2 separate regions of the Mus musculus genome follow, and region 2 is linked to region 1. The links are chromatin loops, found by intact Hi-C in ENCODE. Cell type or tissue: heart. All regions are shown on one strand.

Region 1 (2,500 bases):
TGGACATCATGCTCTCTCCCAGCCATTTAAAAAAAGTATATGGAAATTGTCTGCTTGTCCTCTATGTTCCCAGTGGTCAGTTGCTGTACTTAACACCAGCACCTCCCAGTGCTAACACAGAGCAGGAATTTAGTAAGTGCTTACTGAGCAAAATGAATGTGCCCCCTCGCTCGAGGGCTCTTGCTGGCACAGCCACTCACTTCTTCTCTTTCCCAAGAGTATCATGTAACCTTTGCTCTCAGGAAGTTCTGACTTGCGTTTATCTCAAGTCTCTTTTATGCATATATTTCTGAGTTTTATTTTTTCCCTTCTAATTTCAAAAAACAATTGCTGGTCATGTGCCTCACGCTTATCAGAGTAACTGCAGAAGTCAGCCATTCTACAAAGTCAGCTTTATTTAAGGAATTAAATTGGAAATGAGCATTTGAGATCTCGGGGCCACCTTTCCCTTTTGATAGACAAATAGCAAAGAATTTTTTAGATGAAGTTTGAGACAGACACAGAGGTACACCTGTAATCCCAACACTCTACAGGCTAAGGTGGGAGAACCATAAGTTGGAGGTTAGCCTATGCTACAGAGTGAGACCTACCTCGAAAATGATACCTAGAGGATTTTGATCAGCTAGAGTCTTGGCATTACAGTGACGTTTTGAGGTGAGCCTCCAATATGCCATGCTTATATTACATGTGTAAGTATATGTTTAAGGGACAAATGTGTAAGAACCTATTGTCAAGAGCTGATCAGACTAGAACAGGGAACCATCGGAAGGCAAGAAAAGCAAACCTTTTCTCTCTGTGGTCCTTTGTTTAAAATCACTAACTCATTGGTGAGGATGCAGGAAAGTCCCAAGAGTTTAAACAACACAATGAACCAAAAATCAAACTTGAGAAAACTGGGACGGGGGTAGGGGTGGGGGGTGGGGGCTGTCAATTGGTACAAATTGAGGATGTGATGAAAGTCCATTAAAGGACAAATGTCATATGCCCGTTGCCCTTTCAAAAGAAATGTTTGTGCGTTTTCACTGCTAAAGCAAGTTTCCACTGACCACACATTCAGAAAGCTAGCAAGAATTGCCCTTCAGCAGCCCTCAAACTGGCAGACTCCTTCCTTCTGGCCAGTGAGCTCAGGGTCTGCGTGACTGCAAGGCAAGTCATTTGGGGACACTGGAATTCTGAGCTAGGAGCCAGACGAGGCAACAAAGATAAGGTCTGGACAGAAACCTGGCAGCCTAAGCAACATCTGCTGGGACCAAGGGTTTGGCTCTGGCTCCTGCCGGGCTTGCTAGGGCTGCAAGCCGGGAAGCAGGCCTGTGGTGCTCCTGACAGCAGGTGGCGCAGGAGAGCAAAAACCAAACCCGGCAGGACCCAAGAGGAAGCAGGAACCATTGTGTTCTTCCGGCCTTTGCAAGTAAGCACCATTGTCAAGGGAGGCCACGGAGACCATGCTCGCCTCTTAACGTTCCACACATTTCCTCGGTGGGGTACAAAGTTACATGTGGGTCTTTCTCAGGGAAAGAAAAAAACAAGATGGGCCTAGAGATAAACCTTTCAGGAAATGTGCCACGAAAATCCAAGATTCAACATTGTACATTGATTTCAGAAGCCGGAGCTGAAAGGTGCAAACCACTCTGAACTCTGAGACAGGGCATGACCAAAGTTCAGTTTCTGAAGTTCCATCCACATCTAAAAAACAAAACCAAAACAATAACAAGGAAAACACCCACCTAACGTGACTGGCGGCAGTCTAGAACGCAACAGTTTTGAATAGCCACAGCAAGAAAGAAAACACAGGTGCATCTTTAATGAGACTAAAAGAAGCAACTTTAATGTCTCTCTCCTTCTAAGCTTGTCTCCAAATACATCCTTTGTGGGAAAAGGCAGTGTAAAGGCTCCCTTCCCACATAAATACCCAGAATTCCTCATATTCTGTGTTCCACAGGGAAGAGAAATTAGTCCTTCTTGTTCATTCTTTTTTGTTTTTTTTTGTTTTGGGGGGGTTGCTTGTTTGTTTGTTTTTCAAGACAGGGTTTCTCTGTATAGCCCTGGCTGTTCTTGTTCATTTTTATAGTATCACAAATTTAAGAACCTTATGCAGTAGAAGATTCTAAGTGCTGGCGGTGGGGGTGTACCTGACGTACAGGGTACAAAAGAGCCCTTCTTCTCAAATACACAATACCCCGTGAGCCTCAAAGCAGTAGGGGGCAAAGATGTTCTTCAGCTGTGTAGGTTGGCTTGGGGGGAAACCGTGAGTAAACGAGAGGAATTTTCCTTGTTTTTCCACTTGGTTTCCTTTTGTGTTGGGATTTCTTACACAGGCAAGGAGCTCTCTAAGCACCAGTGTTATATAAACCAGTGTTCAAAGTTTATGTAAGCGTGGAGAGCAAAGAGCTCCCTGGCTTAGAGAAAGTTGGTGGAACATTCAATGCATTTGTTCAACATTCAAGGCTCCCCAAAGCTTCTGGACGTTTTGCTTCACTAGTAGATGTGTTCTGGATCTATC
Region 2 (2,500 bases), 140 kb after region 1:
ACTACACATACTCTTAAAAAGATACAGTCGTTCCTGAGAAGCAGAGAGTTGAATATTTTTTTAAAAAGACATTTTTTTGCACATTAAACAGGAAAAAAGCTCTTCTCTCTCTCTCTCTCTCTCTCTCTCTCTCTCTCTCTCTCTCTCTCTCTCTCTCTCCCCCTCCCCCCCATCCCCAAGGGTTCTCAATTCAGCCTCCAAACCTACCAAAAGTTTCAGAAACAATGACAGAAATAAGCTAACTCCCTTCTATCTTTGGCAGCACAAAAGCTAACTTCATGAAAGCCACCCTTGCCAAGAATTAATGCCATGCAAACCACATCCACATTTGACTGTGACTGCTACATCGGTTCACCACAATATTTACTTGAAAAACATATAATTTGCAGTAGAGAAGAAAGAGAAAGAAGAAAGAGAAAACTCCTGTACCAAAAAAAAAAAGTTTCTTTCAAATGCAAATTAATCCAAAGATATATCTTTCCCTGTTTTTGGAAAATCACTCTAGCATAAGAAAACCATAGTTCGCGTGGGAAAAAAAATATTGGTATATGAACACCCACCAGTTGAAAAGACAATTAAATTGCTGTCAGTTCCCTGAACTACTAAGAAAAGACGACTCCTGACTCTGGAAGCCTTGAGAGTACTTGATTAGCTTCTACTGACCTAAGAAGTCTTCTGGTCCCAGGTAGCCAACAACATTCTTTTCTTCTCCAGTGAGATGCTGGTGTGAACATCAGAGGGCATTGTATTACTGAACTGATCAGAAAATAACATTGTTACTGATCTTCTGAGAGAGAGAGAGAGAGAGAGAGAGAGAGAGAGAGAGAGAGAGAGAGAGAGAGAGGCAAAGCACAATGTAATGGAGCATTCTTCCTGGTAGGGAAAAAAAAAAGTAAAGGCAGCCCTGCTGGACTGAGTTCAAACATAGCTGACAGACTCCGGGAGAATTTACACTGAGCATGCTTGCCTGCGCGGCTTGCATGAGACACTCTTAATGAATATTACTTCCTTCCCACTGGCTAGCCCTGGAAGTCCACACCCTCCCCTCTTTCAGAAGTCAGGAACTTAGCATCAGCCAAAGCCCAGAAAACAGACTTCCAGGGAGGCCTTGTCTCCCTGATCCATAAACTTTCAGGTTATGACCTGCGGGTCAGCATGACAAATAGAACATGGGGTGAGTTTTCTCTGCCCTTGATTATGTTCCCGGCTTTGTGCCTGCCTGTCCGAAATGGCAGCTACCCCAGAGAGAAGAAAAACAGACGGCTGGCTTTTTCTCTAAAGAAAGAGCTGTCCCAAATGCCTGGATAAAGGCCTTTCTCCAGCCAGCTCTGGGAGCCAGGTCAGAAGGAAGGTTTTTCTTGTGACTTAAAATTCATTGCAATTATTTTTAACTTCTGGCTACAATGAACTAAAATGCCTACCAGTTTTGAAAGCTTACCTGTCACCTCTCTCTAAAATGCTGTGTAACTAAATCTAATCTAAGAATACGCTTAGAATCCATTTTAGCCTGATGTGTCTAACATGCGCATTGCATCCGTGGGCATTCAGCCGACACTGTAAGGCAGGTATTTCTTATTGTTGTGGTTGTTGCTGCTGCGGCTGCCACTGTTGCTTTCCATACAATATTTTCCCTTTCCCTAAGACAGAAAGTCTAAAAATTTAAAAATAGGCTATTTTTCTGACGGTCTTGGAAGACAAGATTGTTACTCAGGGAAGAGGGGACGTGGGGAGGGAAGCCTCAGACAGCATTCACAACAAAAACAGAGGGCACTTTCCTTTTTGAGGAATGATATTGAAATCTATTTTATTATCCACCTGATATTTTCAGATTCCCGTTTATAAGTGCCAAATGACAGTTATATAACATTAAATACTCATTTAAATGACAGTGCTTACTTATCCAGCAAGCTCCAGCAAAGCACACACAGAGTTTTGTTTGAAAAACAATGACATTAGAGTTTAAAAGGGCAAAAGAAACTACGCTTACAAAGAAACATTATCCTCGCAAGCCTCTGAGACAAAGCTTGCCTGGCCAGCATTGATCCATGATTGACAAAAGGTATCTGTCTAAACCTGACAAGAAAGCCAGCTTCTCCTAGGGCCTGTAGCCATGACACAGCCATGCTGTGCTTCTGGTTGGTCCTGTTGTCTGAGGCTGTTGTTACACAAACATCTCCTTGCCTCCTGCTCTTGAACAAATTCAGTCACTCACACGTGCCTCCTTTTCTGTAATTCTGAGAATTTTGGGAGTGTTCAGACATGGGACTTGTTTTGTTTGTTTTCATGCTTTCTCTAAGGGAAGAAAAAAGCTGAGCCCCCCTCCCCAACACACATACACACTGCAAGGTGTTTATATGTACGAGAAAGAGAGCAAATGGATTTCTCAGATGTTAGATTAAGCCAGAGAAAAAGAGAGTTTGGAATGGCTGAACCATCCTCATGGCAAGACATCGTAGAGGTCAGAGAGGACCCATGGCACAGCAAAAAGGGCAGGGACCCT

The links. Peaks named below come from ENCODE experiments on the same cell type or tissue, not always from the same donor. Only the 100,000 strongest peaks of a DNase experiment are listed, where the experiment ranks them.
Region 2: it touches region 1 in a loop (2.5-fold over the local background); 4 of 42 quality-filtered maps call a loop at or near these places.

Annotation. Positions count from the first base shown.
Region 1 is chr9:41,460,749-41,463,248 of GRCm38, reverse strand. All of the region lies in intron 3 of Mir100hg (Mir100 Mirlet7a-2 Mir125b-1 cluster host gene), which reads right to left. Among named protein-coding and RNA genes, the nearest start is that of Mir100, 69 kb to the left of the region's middle. In heart, no CTCF peak of the experiment used is centred here; a DNase peak (open chromatin) is centred at 1,228; H3K27ac peaks cover 1,074 bases.
Region 2 is chr9:41,325,539-41,328,038 of GRCm38, reverse strand. No RefSeq gene overlaps it. Among named protein-coding and RNA genes, the nearest start is that of Gm25401, 13 kb to the left of the region's middle. In heart, no CTCF peak of the experiment used is centred here; a DNase peak (open chromatin) is centred at 998; H3K4me3 peaks cover 1,305 bases; H3K27ac peaks cover 1,895 bases.